2 separate regions of the Homo sapiens genome follow, and region 2 is linked to region 1. Evidence: read pairs that join two places in POLR2A ChIA-PET (ENCODE). Cell type or tissue: PC-3. All regions are shown on one strand. Links, peaks and the distances in the headings refer to the core of each region. The heading gives the core; the rest is flanking DNA. Region 1 overlaps LNPEP (leucyl and cystinyl aminopeptidase). Region 2 has its middle 21 kb from the start of ERAP2.

Region 1 (8,345 bases), core at 70-8,069:
TACCCCCATTAAATAAACGAGGAGACGGAATAGCTTCTTTAAAGTCACTTACCTAGTAAGTGATAAAGCTGAAATTCAAACCCAGATAAATTTCACTCCAAAGACTTCTGTTTCTGTTATATTGCTATTTGTAAAATCAATTTGTGTCCTAGCAACGTCGTCTTTCCAGGATACCTTTAGAAAAATTAAAGCTTTCTTCTTGTCATATTCTTTTGAAAAGCTTGCAGACCATATATTTAAGGTTTCAAGTGACTGGCCCACATCTAGTTGTTCTCCTAAAAATGAAATTGTCAACTTAAGAGATTTTTTTTATATCTAAAATGCTAATAATGACTTTTTAAAACAATATTTATGTGCCTTTCCAAGAAGTATGCAAATAGCTTACTCATCTCTTTAGGGCAAACTGGGAATCCAATATCGACTTTCTAGTGTTAGTGTAGTAAAGAGATTGGCCATTAGTTAACCAGTTCAGCTATTGTTGATAGACATTTGCGTTATTTGTAGTTTGGAGCTATCATGAATAGCACTGCTATGATGTCTTCGATGAATGTCTTTATGCATTTCTATGGGATATATGTCTGGAAATGGGATTATTGAGTCATAACACATGCATAGTTAATAGTGTACTATCAAATAGTTCTTCAAAGTTGTACCAATTTACACTTAGCAGTATATGAGAATTCTAGGTGCTCTAGATCTTTTCTGATGATTATCATTCACACTAAATCTTTTTTATTTTAGCCATGTGGATAGGTGCATAGTGGTACTGCAATTTTGACTTGAATTTACATTTTTCTACTGATGTGAAGATGATTTTCTTTTTGATATATGTATTGACCATTAGATGTTCTTTTGTAAAATGCCCATCTTTTGCTTATTTTTCTATTAAATCGTCTGCCTTTTTCTTGTTGATTTGTAAGAGTTCTGTATATATCCTAGATATGAATCTTTTGTTGGTCATGTATATTTGCAAATATCTTCTCCCACTCCATCTTGCTTTTTTTTACTCTCTTAATGATTTTTTATTAATATGAGTTTTAAATTTTAATGTAATCTAGCTTATGAAATCTTTTCCTACCCCTAGATATTCTCTGTTCTCTTCTGAAAACTTTATCATTTTATCCTTTACATTTAGATCTGTGATCCATCTGGAATTGATTTTTGTGGATGGTGTGAGGTAGACACCAAGATTCATTCTTTTCAGTATGGATATCCAGTTATCCCCAGGACCAGTATATTTTATTGCATAGAATTATGTTTGAGGTAATTAGTATGATATCAACACCATTTGGGGTAGTATATTAATTTTCTAGGGCTATTAAAACAAGTTATTGCAAACTTGATGTCTTAAAATAACAGAAATTTATTCTCTCATAGTTCTGGAAGCCAGAAGGCCAAAATCAAGGTATTGGCAGAGTAAGGTTTGCTCCTTCTGAGGAAGAATCTGTTCCATTCCCCTCTCCTAACTTCAAGTGATTGCCAGTAATCCTTGGTATTCCTGGGCATGTAGGTGACTAACCGTGGCCTTTGTCTCTGTCAACACAGTGTTCTCCCTGTGTTTCTGTGCCCAAATTGCCCCATTCTTAGATTAAGGCCCACCATAATCCAGTATGACCTCATCTTAACTTGATTGTACCTGCAAAGACCCTATTCCTAAATGAGGTCATATTCATAGGTCCCAGGCAGACACAAAATTTGAGGGGATACTATTCAACCTAGTACAGGTAGCAATAAATAAGATTAGTGCATATCACTCACTTTTTTTCACTATTAAAGGGCAATGTTAGTTCTGAATATACCCTGTGAGGAGGCAGAATATCTCCCGACTCTGAAGCTGCCCAGTTAAACTTCATAATGGCAGAAGTCAGTCTTCTGCTTGCCTCTCTGTTAACTCTGTTTATAGCTTAGTGCTCAAGAAGCACTTGATACTTACCTCTTCTTTGAACTGCATCTTCATCCCAGATGATTTCCAGCTTTCTGGGCAGATATGTGTTTATTAGGAACATACTTCAAGGAGGGATCTAGGGACTGATGGATAGAGAGGAAGGGCAGAAGACTTAGTATGTGTTTCCAAGATTGGACGCCCTTTTACTGCTGTGTGTCTTCACATGGTTAGCTAAAAGCCCAGTTAACTTTAGCTCACCAAGAGGGAGAATGTGTCACTTTAACATTCTTATTCTAATATTAGGGTGAAAATTCTGGTAGCATCAATACTCTCAAACTAGGAAATCTGACATTCTACAGTTAGGAATTGGGATAGGAGACATTTATGAATCCTTGGATATGACGTTCAAATGTATTACTGTCTAAGACTGATTTCTAATTAACTTCTATATCATTGGAACCAAAGCATTATGTACATTTATTGGTCATTTTGTTATGTAGGCTGCACATGACATATGCTGCATTTTGTGATGCTGTAGTGTTGTGATGGGTAGGGTCTGGAGGCACATTTCAATTGTGTTAAATTGTTCACATCTGATGTTAACATCTGATCCTAGCCATATTCCTGTTTTATCACTTACAAATCTGTCATTCTTTTACATATGAGGCATTGGTGGGATAAACCTTTTGCAATAAAAACTGACATTTCACTTTTAAGAAACTCAGTTGACCCAGGAAAGAACTCCCTGGGCATATCAGTGTAAAATTAAAGCAGTAAATCAAAATGTAATATACAACATAAGTGCTAGCATCTTTCCCTGTTTTATTTTTAAAATAATTTTATATTGTTGTTATTGCATTTTATTACAAATCCAGTGTTTGTAGCTTGTATAACCCATCAATTTATTTCCTCTCTCCACTTGCCATTTCACTTTGTAAAATCATAGAGTTGCATTCTATTGTTGAAAGAGCTTAAATTTCAAAAAAATTAATTTGGATCCTTAGAAAAACATTTCATTTTATTTCTAAAAGGGAAAGGTAATTTGAAGCACATGCTATGCCTCATTAATATTAATTAATATTAAAAATAAACCTGGATTACTTATAAAAATGATATTTTGTAACAGGATTTTTCTAATAATATAATTATTCTTTCTTAAAATGTTTTACTTTATTATGTTATAATTTGAAATACATTTAAACAACTATTTTGAGAACTTGCCTTAATGATTTCATATGGAGACTAACTAGTAAAATTGCTCCCTGTAATTCGGTGGTGTAACTGCTCAGGAATTAGCCACAGCCATCTTCAAGTGTCAGATTTCCTTTGCTTCCAGGACTTCAAGTGCCATTCTTTCCATTGCTGCCTTTGTGTTTTAGTAAACTCTCAATGAGTATTGCCATTGTTCTTCACTGATTTTTTTTTTAAATAAGATTTCAAGCATGTGATTTTTTTTCTCACATTCTTCATTTGTTCCTATTTGACAGTTATGAGTAGGATTTGAATTTCTTTTGTTCTCCAGTCATTTGGAATGGTTTTCTATCATAATGCTATTGAGAAGGTAAGGCCAGTGAAGACACCACATAACAATGCAGTTAGGTATGTCAAGTGGGATCCCCTGCATTGCTTGTCCGTTCCTTGCATCGTCAGCGTAGCAAGTATTTTTCTACTTCATGTCCTCCCAGTGACTCAAAAGCTTTACCACTTACACATTCCACAAGGTGTCTGTTCTGTGTTTCATTGCTTTTGAAACAAACACAAGCGAGTTGACATGTTATACAAACCTTGAGTTCTTTTCCTTGCAGATTCTTTTTTTCTATTCTCATATTCAACTCCACAAGATGCTTATTCACAGTAAGTCATTGCTAGGATAATGGTCTTAATAGTTTAAAAATTTCCAAATAGGATTCATTTTAGGTATTGACAGTGGTACTCAGTGGTACTCACTGTCAATACCTAAAAGAAAGGAAGAAAGCAATGTTCTGTGAAGAACTTGAGCTAAACTTCTGAAGTTAAGGGTTTTGCTTGTGGTCATCTGTGGTACATGATTACTTGAGATGAGATGCCACGATGGTGGTGGAGGTAAAGAAGTACCAGCAGGAAGAAATCTTCCTGTGCTTATTCCTTCAGAGGGGGTATCTGTTGAATTTTTTTCATTTTGGTCCTTCTTATGTAGCCATGAAGGTTTTCTAAAGAATACCTAAAAACGGCCAGGTATGGTGGCTCACGCCCGTAATCCCAGCACTTTGGGAGGCCGAGGCAGGTGGATCACGAGGTCAGGAGATAGAGCCATCCTGACTAACATGGTGAAACCCTGTCTCTACTAAAAATACAAAAAAATTAGCCGGATGTGGTGGCGGGCGCTTGTAGTCCCAGCTACTCGGGAGGCTGAAGCAGGAGAATGACGTGAACCTGGGAGGCAGAGCTTGCAGTGAGCTGAGATCGCACCACTGCATTCCAGCCTGGGCAACTGAGCAAGACTCCATCTCAAAAACAAAAAAAAGAATACCTAAAAACATTTTTTATATCAGAATTTTTATTCTTTCTAGTGGTATTCATAAAAGCATATTGCATATGATGCTTTTTAAAATATCATGTGCCCTCACCCCCCACCCGCCATGCACAACTTGCAGAATGGAAATACTTCGACATGGTATTAACAGGTTTGGTGTTTTTATTTTGGAGAGAGATGAAAAAGGCGTCTGTTAGTACCTTAATACCGCAAGTATACGTTTAGCAATGACAGCCAATACCAATGGACTAGATTGGATGATATTAATGAATAACTATTAGTTTTCTTCAGTGTGATAAGGTATTATGGTTCTGTAAGAGAATGTTCTGATATCTGTGAGTTGCATGCCAAAGTATTTATAAATGAAATATCGTATCTGTATATCACTTTTATATTGTTCAGCTAAAACAAGAAAAACATGTGTGCGTATGTGTGTTATACACACTTGAAAATGAAGCAAGTGTCAGAGTGTTAAAAAACTGTTGAATCTAGATGAACAGTGTATGGGTGTTGTACTATCTTTTTTTGTAGGTTTGAAAGTTCTTTAAATAAAAACTTAGGAGAAAAAATAAGCTATAAACAACTATTCTTCCCTGCAGGTCTCATTTTCTTGCTAATTTGGTTAATTTGTTATAACATCAAACTAGTTAATAATGTTAAATATACCTTTAATATTGGATTGAGAAACATTTAAACATTAACTATCAATAAAGAAGTTTATTTTTCTTTCATTGCTTTATAGGTTTATAGATTGTAAAGTCACAAGGTCAGGAAGTCCTGACATCCTTCCAGCAGTGGTTATAAGTGATACTTTTTGGCAGGAAAATAACTTCTAGCTGAGTATATGCAGCATAAAGGTTCCCTACTGCACAGAAGTCATTAATTTTTTTCTGAGTTAACATCACTAAAAGTCCCCCTTAGCTATAGCAGCCTTATGCATAGCCTTATTATTGAATGGTTTCATCCCAGCCGTATGTGGGTTTCATATGTCAGTTGATATTTAATGAGTAATATCTATGCCTTTTTTTTTCCTCATTGGATAAATGTTGGGGAAAAGAGATCTAATTGTCCTGGGGTTTTTTTTGTTTTTTGTCTTTTGTTTTTTTTTTTTTTTTTTTTTTTTTTGAGGCAGAGTCTTGCTCTGTTGCCCAGACTGGCATGCAATGATGCTATCTCAGCTCACTGCAACCTCCACCTCCTGGGTTCAAGTGTTTCTCCTGCCTCAGCCTCCTGAGTAGCTGGGATTACAGGCACGACCATCATGCCTGCCTAATTTTTGTATTTTCTACAGATGTCGTTTCACCGTGTTGGCCAGGATGGTCTCAAACTCCTGACCTCAGGTGATCTGCCCGCCCCAGCTTCCCAACGTGCTGGGATTACAGGCACGAGACACTGCACCTGGCTGTAATTGTCCTGTTTTTTTTCTGATTGTCCTAATTATTATGAAGCCATTATAATCTATTTTGTCTCTCTAGACTAGGGTATTTAAATTACTTCAAAACCAAATTCAACAACAAACTTGGACTGATGAGGGCACTCCATCTATGCGAGAGCTTCGGTCAGCCCTGCTAGAGTTTGCTTGCACCCACAACCTGGGGAACTGCTCTACTACTGCCATGAAACTGTTTGATGACTGGATGGCATCCAATGGAACTCAAAGGTGAAGTATACCTCTACTCAGATGAATTATCTTCTTTTTCTTTATTTCACATCATATACAGTATCCAGGGTATTCTCATCCTGGATCATAAATGTTATAAAACTGAGTGTCAGTGTAGGTGAACTCTATGTATCTGCATTCTCAAACAAGACTTTTTTTTTTTTTATTATACTTTAAGTTTTAGGGTACATGTGCACAATGTGCAGGTTAGTTACATACGTATACATGTGCCATGCTGGTGTGCTGCACCCATTAACTCGTCATTTAGCATTAGGTATATCTCCTAATGCTATCCCTCCCCCCTCCCCCCACCCCACAACAGTCCCCAGAGTGTGATGTTCCCCTTCCTGTGTCCATGTGTTCTCATTGTTCAATTCCCACCTATGAGTGAGAACATGCGGTGTCAAACAAGACTTTTTAAAAAATTGTGGTAAAATACACATAACATAAAATTTACTGTCTTAACCATTTTTTACTGTACAGTTCAGTAGTGTTAAGCATATTCACATTATTGTGTACTATATTTTCAGAACTTTTACATCTTGCAAAACTGAAACTCTGTACCCATTGAATAATTCCTCACTCCCTCTCCCCACCAGCCCCTGGTAACCACTATTCTACTTCCTGTTTTTGTGAGGTTGACTACACTGTATATCTCATATAAGTAAAGTCATATAGAATTTGCTTTTTTGTGACTGGCTCATTTCATTTACCATAACGTCTTCAAGGTTCTTCCATGTTGTAGCATGCATTAAAATTTCTTTCTTTCTTTCTTTTCTTTTTTTTGGAGATGGAGTCTTGCTCTGTCACCCAGGCTGGAGTGCAGTGGCGCGATCTCAGCTCATTGCAACCTCCACTTCTCGGGTTCCATTGATTCTCCTGCCCCAGTATCCGGAGTAGCTGGGATTACAGGCATCCGCCACCACACCTGGCTAATTTTTGTATATTTAGTAGAGACGGGGTTTCACCATGTTAGCCAGGCTGGTCTTGAACTCCTGACCTCAGAAAATCTGCCCACCTAGGCCTCCCAAAGTGCTGGGATTATAGGCATGAGCCACCATACCTGGCTAAAATTTCTTTCTTTTTAAAGGCTGAATAATTTTCCATTGTATGTATATACCACATTTTGTTTATCCATTCATTCCTGGATAGACCTTTGTGCTGCTTGTACCTTTTAGCTATTGTGAATAATAATGCCATGAACATTGGTGTGCAAATATCTCCTAGAGACCCTGCTTTCAATTCTTTTGGAAATACACCTGGAAGTAGTATTGCTGGATCATATGGTAATTCTAATTTTAATTTTTTGAGGAACTGCCATATTGTTTTCTACAGCAGCTGCACCATCATTCCAATTTCTCTACATCCTTGCCAACACTTGCCATTTTCTGGGTTTTTGATAGCAGCCATCCTAATGGGTGTGAGGTGATAAACAAGTCTCTTAATTTAGAAATAAAACATAGCAGGTAGAGTTAGCAGTTAACAGAAAAGCTTTTGGGGGTAATTAGTTCTCTCCAGCTCCTTACCGTGCATTATGGAGAGAAGATTCAAGCATCAGATGAAGAGTTGGGGTGGAGGATTTGGATAACGTTTTGAGGTCTTTCCCAGCTCTGAGATCTTAATAAAGGCAGTAGACTGTGTTTTCTCCCTGCACCCCATTTACTGCTATAGTTCTACCATGAAACTTATCACACTGAATTGTAATGCATATAGTTATTGCTCTATACTTCGTAGTAGCCTGTGAGTTCTCAGAGGACAGAGGCTCTCATTCCTTTTCCGCTCCCTAGTGTCCAGCCAGTCGCCTGCCTGGTTCTTTGTGAGTACTCTGTGAATATTAAATTGAACTGATGTATCCATAGACACACTACTAGGAAGATAGCAGTCACTGAATTAAACTTTTTCTCAACCCTAAATTGTGTACTCAAACTTGTTATTATTACCAACCCTCACACCAGAAACTCCACCACAGCCAACTCTTCGCCTTTGTATTCAGAATATTTTCTTGTTATTCTCATGTTTGACCACCTCTCTTACAGCCTACCTACTGATGTCATGACAACTGTGTTCAAAGTTGGAGCAAAAACTGACAAAGGCTGGTCATTCCTTTTGGGCAAATACATTTCTATAGGCTCTGAAGCAGAGAAGAACAAAATACTAGAAGCACTTGCCAGCTCAGAGGATGTGCGGAAGCTTTACTGGTATGAAATCACCGAGGAATATGATATACAGAAACCAAAAGAATACAAACACTGTGCTCTTGGTCAGGAGCTCATTTTTGAGGGGATCTC
Region 2 (8,345 bases), core at 308-8,307, 160 kb before region 1:
AGGCTGCACTGTGCTTCACTCACATCCCGTGTCTCCTTTCACAGGTAAAGGATGAGCAGAGACATCACAATTTACACATTAATTAGATTGTAAAATGAACTCTGGGAGAAATAAAAATCTCGAGCCCTCTGCAGACTTAGGAGACAGATCAGCATTTAGCACGGTCTCCTACTGTGTTTAGACTGGACTGCTTGATTGAGAAATGATGTCAAGCATTGTTCTGATGCTGCTATTCTCTGGTTTCTTTCTTTTCCCAGGCTGGATTCTATAGGTTTGCACCCAAACAACCTATAGGCATGACACAGCAAACCCTCACACAAACACTGGTTTTGCTTTATGAATTCAATCCAAGACAGGGAAAACAGTCTCAATTTTCTGGCACTCTCCCTCTTGAGCCCTGGAACTGGAGAAATTCTATGACAGGCTATTCCTATGTTGAAGTAAGAGATGCACAGTCAAGAAAAGCCAAGAAACTCAAGTAAGTATTGTATGCCGGCACCAGAAGCACAGGACTGCTCTGACTGAAAGTGGCAATAAAGGAAAGCTGAGACACGTGGGAAAAGGGACAAGAGCCAGAAGAAATACAAAAGGAAAAAAACAGGCAGAGTAAAGGACAGCACAGAATAGACATGGTGGTGTGGAAAACAAGCAGCAAGCCGTCTGACAGCTGAGAAGAGCAGCAAAGAAACTTAGAGCAGTTCTGTCATGTGGAGAGAGGGGCAAATAGCCCCCAACCCCAAAAAGCGTGGTAATTAAGGCATTCACTCATTCACTCATTCATTCAACAAACTTACTCTGTGGGAAAAGCTTAAACTTGATTCACTTCTAAACACCCACTTCTATTATTTTTACATTTTATTATGATTTAAATGTTATTATTAAAAAATGTTTTGGCCTTATATACTCAGGATCATGAAATCTGGCAGAAATGACATAGATAAAATATTGTTTTTATGAGAAAGGATGCTAACATGGACAAATGCTGAGTGTGGACAGATCCGTGTCTCCAACCTCTCCCATCTGTGTGTAATATTCAGTGCCCTCCCCACCTCCAGGTAGTACAGAAACCCTGATGTCTCCATCAGCAGGTGGCTTTGGGCCTCAAAGTAGAAGTCAGACATAGAAAAGAAAATTTAAATACAATTTTTACACATCTAGGTTTCTAGCCTAGGAAAGTACGTTCTTAGGTTTGATTTGAAAGAAATGTTTTTAAAAATTCCATTCCCCACATTTTCTAGTTAAAATTTAAGGGCAGGATATAGTCTCCCTATTTAACAATAACAAAAATGGTATAATTTTCCATAAATTTAGTACTTTCCTACTTTTGAAAGAACAAGATTTTAGATGCGAAGTCCTATATTCAAGGCTGACAATTAAAATAGACTTTTCAAAAAATCATTTTAAAATCCCGTAGTTTTAAATTTAGCTTTACAATGTTCAGATGGTAATGTGAATAGAAATGGTGACTCAATTACTTTTCAAATGAAGTACGTTGATGAATATATTCATTTTCTCTTGGCAGGGAATTATTATTGCCTTAAATTTAATCTTACTTCTGCACATGCTACAGGAATTTTCATGGCTAAACTGTTTTAAATTAACTTATGATTCATCCACCATGAAAAATGAGTGTACTCTACCCACAATGAGGCAAAGTGACAAGTAGACTGTAGACGACTTTAAATTTGATTTTCTCAGACATTTTATTAAAACCCTTCTCTTGGGTTGCTAGAAATCATGCCCCTGGATTCACTCCAGGGGCAGGCTTGGGAGACTGGACTGAGCTGGCAGGACATGCACTTGTCCATTTATTCAACAAATGCAGAATTAGGCACATAAGGGATCAAGGCCAGAGACTCTGCTAAAACAGAAAGAATAAATGAGCCTTTAGGTCCAAAAACCTACTGACAAAGGAATAGCCAAACTTTATTCTCTAAAGATAATATTGTAGCCCCTGATCCCAGGGGAGAGGTTGTTTGCTCTCTGCCCCAGTTTGAAGCAACCTGAGGGCAGAAGAAGGAAAGAACAGGATCTAGACTATAGTGGAAAGAGATGAGAAGTCTGCAGGTAAATCTAATTCTATGATTCCAGGACAGAGAGGCCAAACCTGCCTTAGGTACACTACCGACTTCAAAAGCATTATTCCAAAAGTCAATATCAATGCCTTATATACTTATCTCTAGTTAGAAGTGTGTACAGATGAACAAATGTCTAGAACTGGGAGATATAAAAGCAGCTCTTAGGTAAGAGGACAGCTACAATCAACTTAATTTGGCTCAATGAACTCATCTTCTCCCAGGAAGGGTTTTATGATGTGTATTTATTCACATCATAGAATAGGGAACAAACTTAAAAAGGCAAAACTCATTTTGCACACAGGCCAGTGGCAGATGAGAATTTGGAACTCACAGTGAACTGTGGCTTTGGAAAGATCACCCACTTCATGTAGTATTTTAAATGTGTTTTGTGAGCGAGTACCTAAGGTAGTAGAAGACACAGTTACAAGTATGATCAATCAACCTTAGGCTATTTAAAAGTTCTAAAAAAAAAAAAAGAAGCATGAGGACTTTTCTGCACCTTAGAAAAGTGAACAAAATAATACATGCTCTTAACAGTGATAGCAATTGCATTTGTGCCCACAGAGGAAGAAACATTCATTTATAAAGGACAGGTAAAAGATGGGTTTTGAAAGATGTCACCTCAGTGAAAGAAATCTGTGAATGCAGCCATTTCTGACTTTGTTCTGAGTCAAATAACCTTGTTCTAACCATTGCCTTCCCTCCCAAATCTTGAATAAACACAAACACACACACACACAGCTATGTTATCGAGCTAATTACTTTAGTTTCCTTATCTATAAAATATGGATAATAGTATCAACCTCCTAAATCTCTTATGAGAATCAAATGAGATGATCATGCAAAGACACCACTTAGCAGTGTCTATCTGGCAAATGTCATTATGAGACTGCAGTCAATGTTGCAAATTAGTACTATGTTTATGATTCAATAGATACCTCAAGTATGTAAACATACTTGAACTGGTCTGCAGTCCATAATTTAACTTGGATGTATAAATGAATCACTTTGAGCAGGTCTATGCACTCAAATCATTGAAGGCCAATGTGAAAAAACAAACAAACAACAAAAAAAAAACCTCTGAGCACTCTTAATTTTTATTTTTGTCTTATTTGTTCAAATGCCAAGTATAGGCATCTTACAATGATACCATGTGTGTCCCCAGAAAACTTCACATTTTGGAAAAATTGCACACTAAAAATAATAGGGTCTTTGGGAAAAATGCATTAATAATAAGATATTTAAATCCAATACAGGTTTGAAATCAAGACTCTAACACAAACAGTTAGAATCCTAATAAGAAATTATGCTATTATGGTTCAATTTCCATGGGCATTTGCCATAAAATTTCAGTCATTCCAACCCTTGTGGCCTTTTACCATGGAGTCATGCTTTATTTTTCTTTTAAAATGAATGTCCTTGAAACAGTCACTTCTATAGAAAGAAGTTTAACCAAAACTTAAAATACTATCCAAGGGTAGCCTTTTTAATCATTAATTTTCTTTTTAACATGAGAGAAATATCTTCAGGCTTCATCTTTTCTTGAAACTCCCCAAAGAGCTTAACATATAGAAAATCTAGCAGTTTTTCAAACCACTAAATAAGTCACATTTTACACAAATGAAAGGCATTTCTGCAGATTATATAGGTTTTATCTTAAAGTCTTAATATATTATGAAGTTTTTTCTCTATTAGTAAGAAAGCTTGACTATAATGGGTTTAAAACATTAGCATGTTGGGGGAAATTGCATAAACCCACATAACTTCCACTGACCTCAGCCTCCTCTTTACCAGTCATGGTAGAGATAATTAACATTAAAGAAACACATTATGGGAGAACAGACTATGATTGCATCATTATTATAATGACAACAAATGTAACCCTTATTTCCTATTAAAAAACACTTTCGATTAATGATAAGGAATGTTCTAAAAGACTAGATTGTTGCAGAGTTGAATAAATATCCATGAAATTGAGCTCTAAGAATGTAAACAGAGATTCTGTTGAAACTACTTTCACAGGATACATTGTCTATATCTCACACTGGAGACAATTTTGTAGCAGAAAAACTTTGGAGAAAAGAAAAAAAACCCAGGTGGGTGGGCAGCAGTGGAACCAGATGAACATTCTCTGTGGAGCTTCACCAGCGATTGCATAGAACTCTGTGATTTTACAGTGAAGACTGTCTGTTCCTTTCCATGACTTACAGAAACCAGGAACTTTGCTCCAAAGAAAAGGGCGATGGCATTTTGAAAACTAGCTAACCGTCAGAGGCAATTGCAGCGGAACTTTGGCCACCGTTGGATCATTTCCACTTCTCTCCCACTTACTTGACAGCCTGAGTCATTTTTAGATCTGATTTCACAGTCAAGAGTGAATCTGAGTCCCAAGACATCTCCCTGTTGGTCTTGTAGGTAAAAGGGAATAGAAAGATGTAGGAGAAGGGAATTTTCAGTTCTCAAATAATTTATGCAAGTATATACACACATACACATGCACACACATATGTGTATGTGTGAGCCTTGTTAACTGCAATGTTGGGAATGACTGTGTGTGGCCACGACCAAATTGCTGGGACACACAGAAGAAAGATTATTCTCTTTTAGTCACATGCAATAGTCGATCTTTCCTATAAATATATTTTGAGCAGGCCGGACACAGTGGCTCATGTCTGTAATCCCACCCCTTTAGGGAGGCCCAGGCGGGCAGATTATGAGGTCAGGACTTCGAGACCAGCCTGGCTAACGTGGTGAAACCCCGTCTGTATTAAAAATACAAAAATTAGCTGGACGTGGTGGCAGATGCCTGTAATCCTAGCTACTCGGGAGGCTGAGGCAGGAGAATTATTTGAACCCGGGAGGCGGAGATTGCAGTGAGCCAAGATTGCACCATTGCACTCCAGCCTGGGTGACAGGGTGAGACTCCGTCTCAAAAAAAAAAAAAAAAAAAAAAAAAAAAAAAATATATATATATATATAGAGAGAGAGAGAGAGAGAGAGAGAGAGAGCAAATACTTGACTATTAGTTTGAAAGGAACAAATTATTTGCATTTTTGAGATATAAGTATGTTTTAGTACAATGCTGTTTGAGCTATTTGACACCAACCTCTGCTTTCCTTCCAGCAAATTCAAACCCTACGTCGTATCTTGGCAGTCATCCTGTCCTTAAGAACATTTATGGAGCTAGAGCTAGTTCACTGTTCTCAGTAATTACTTATATCAATTCTCCTGCTGTTTCTGGCTGCTTCTGCTCTGGCTTTGGGTCCTCATCCCATTAACTGGCCTTTGGCCATAGATCCCTGACTGGCCCCTGCAATTATGCTCAGTTCATTTTCCTTCTCCCTACTTACGGCATAGTTGTCACTGGGTCTCTGTTTTCACTGGTCTCTCCCACTTGATACCATATCAAATTGGCACTGTTGGCTTTCTGATCCAAATATCAATATTTTACGCATTTCACTTTTCTGCTGGTTCTCTGTCTGCTCCCTCTTATTGGACTTTGTGGGCACAGACCACCCACTTATCCCCTTCTTCTCTTCTCCAGATCCCTGGTGCCTGTCTGGCTTTCTGCATCCTGATGCCCTCAGTTGGGCTCCTACCTCAGAGCCTCATCTTTGTAGACCTTTCAAGTTCATGCCTCACCACAGTCATTCCACTGAACTACTCCCCTGGCTGTTCCCCCAGATGTCTCCTATACTTTCTTCTGCCTCTGCCCTCTGCATCTGCTCTTCTCTTTGCTTAGGATGTGACCTCCACTCTTTGCCAGGCTAACTGCTTCTCATCTTTCAGGACTCAGCATCAATGCCACTTCTTCAAAGAAGCCTTCCCTGATCTCCCAGGGCCAGGTTAGGTTAGCATCCTATGTGCTCTTAAAGCTTCTTACCTTGTCTTACTCCTAGCACACACATGTCACACTGGGTTATTGTTGCCTTTTTGTTTGACTGTTTCCCCTAGTTAAGTGAAGTACTTAAGAAGTGATCATCTTGAAGGAAAGAACTTCATCTTGTGATAATTTTATCCTCAGCATCTAGAACAAGGCCTTGCCCATAGAAAACTCTCAGTACTTTTGTGTGATGAAATACAAAACTAAAAATTAATAAAAATTAATAAAAAAATAAAAAGCTAAAAATAAAAAACTACAAATGCAACCACATAAAGCATGGGTATTATCATCAATCCCATTTTAAAGATAAGGAAACTGAGCATGGAGAAATTAAGTGACTTTCCGAAGGTTACATAGCCAAGAAATACAGATGTGAGTTTCAAATCTAGGCAGTCTGCCTCCAGAGCCTATATGCTGAATTGCTACTCTATAATCTATGCCTCTTGCTTTTGAGTTAGGGATAGAACCATAGCCATCATAAAGGATCACTTCTCATTAACTTTCAAAATAACCTTAAATTTAAAAGCTACAGATTGGGTGAGAAAACCTGTTTTGTATTCAGGCTTTTCTAACTCTGACTGAGCATACATATTTTGTGTTCAGCCCTTTATGGCAGATCCTAGGGGCAGGGTAGAGGGTAAGAAAGAAAAGAAATAGGGTCAGAGGGAAAATACCAAGGATCATGTGCAAAGGATAAAATGAAGATCAAGTTTTCAAAATATGTTCCAAATGGGTCATATAGCAAGGGCAGTGGCAGGGACCTGAGAAAGCAAGCTCAATGAACAGCAGCTTGCAGGGGCAAAGAGGCTGAACCGTGGATTCTACCAGCATGGTTTTGCTGTTAAGCCACAATGGGAGATAATTTTGTATCTGATTAATTTGGTTACAGCAAACATTGAGTCACTGTTGACAATTGTAAATTATTCTTCTCCTCCTTGTTCTTCTTCTTTTTTTTTTTTTTTTTGATGGAGTTTCGCTCTGTTGCCCAGGCTAGAGTGCAGTGGCGCTATCTTGGCTCACTCCAACCTCCGCTTCCTGGGTTCAAGTCATTCTCCTGCCTCAGCTTCCCGAATAGCTGGGATTACAGGTGCCCGTCACCATACCCACCTAATTTTTGTATTTTTAGTAGAGACAGAGTTTCACCATGTTGGCCAGGCCTCAAGTGATCTGCCTGCCTTGGCCTCCCAAAGTGCTGGAATTACAGGTGTGAGCCACCATGCCTGGCCAATTGTAAATTATTCTTCACTTTAATTGTGCCCGATAACCTTGAACTAATTACTTGGTGATTAATGACAGCCATTCAACTTGGGGATTTATGCCAAAGAATACTGAATGTGTCTAAGATTTCTCTGAGCCCTAAATTTGGGTGACAGTATTTGTCTTCATTACTGAAGTTAGAGTGCATGACAATGCCCTCCACCCCATCAGCATTGCACCTGTTATACCTGCTGCCTTTATAGAGCCCAGAGAAGTCCCCAGGTTAGATTAATCATGGTATGTAAATAGATAGTTACTGTAGCTAAAATGTCATGTCCAGAATAGAAGCCCAGCAAAGGAATAAAAGTGAGAAAAAGGAAGAGGAACAGTGTGGAACATCAGCAAGTCATTCTCATCACTTTAAAACTTCCCTGTGTTCTTGATTCACAGGCAAACACAAATCCAACAACATCACAAAACAGTTCCAAGAACCCTGGCTCTGAAGATTACTCCTTCAAAGCATGATATTGGTTGCTACAATTCCAAAAGAAAAAGATGAAGCTTATGTTAGACCAAGGCCCTGCCACATGCATACACACACACACACACACACACACACACACACACACACACACACACTGAACAACAGACATGTTCTATTCCTTTCCATGCCCCTAAGTAATTAGCACAAGGCCTTCGTTTGTTAGTTGTCTGTGCAGTTTGTTGAATTGGGTCTCTGGGCGACACAGGAGTGTCCTTCTTGTCCATCCTGGTCTGTACTTGGGGCTGTCAATGGAAAGCCTTCCTTCCACACTGCCAAAAAACCCCCCTGGAAAACAGAGTCCAAACACAGCAGGGGGCCACATTCACCTTCGTGTTCCCAACACGCTGTTGCTCTGCGAGTGCAGGTTGAGTTGAGGGAACAGTTCTGTTGCCCAGAGCATTGCCTCAGGCTCCCAGACCGTTTGTGCTGGGATACTAGATTGGCGGAACCAAAGAAGACCATTCTCCTCTGTAGGTGGATGGTTCCCTGCTTGTATCTTTCCAGAATTGGGGCAATCTGAGCCTCAATGTCACACAAGCTGCACAGTGCAATGTGGGGAATGCCCAGGACAGAGCTGAGAGGCTAGATCCTGCCTTGGCCTTTCATCTAGTCACTGTTAAGACCTTGGCAAACCACTTAACCT

What was found. Peaks named below come from ENCODE experiments on the same cell type or tissue, not always from the same donor. Only the 100,000 strongest peaks of a DNase experiment are listed, where the experiment ranks them.
Region 2: POLR2A ChIA-PET joins it to region 1 with 6 read pairs; 3 of 35 experiments call an interaction of 5 or more read pairs at or near these places.

What each region holds. Positions count from the first base shown.
Region 1 is chr5:97,016,428-97,024,772 of GRCh38, forward strand. LNPEP (leucyl and cystinyl aminopeptidase) reads left to right here. Exons shown (of 18, transcript NM_005575.3): 14 at 5,873-6,057; 15 at 8,094-8,255. Among named protein-coding and RNA genes, the nearest start is that of LIX1-AS1, 53 kb to the right of the region's middle. In PC-3, for the core only: no CTCF peak of the experiment used is centred there; no DNase peak of the experiment used is centred there.
Region 2 is chr5:96,851,310-96,859,654 of GRCh38, forward strand. It overlaps a transcript of ERAP1 not described here. Among named protein-coding and RNA genes, the nearest start is that of ERAP2, 21 kb to the right of the region's middle. In PC-3, for the core only: a CTCF peak has its summit at 6,445; a DNase peak (open chromatin) is centred at 4,402; H3K4me3 peaks cover 1,016 bases; H3K27ac peaks cover 4,124 bases.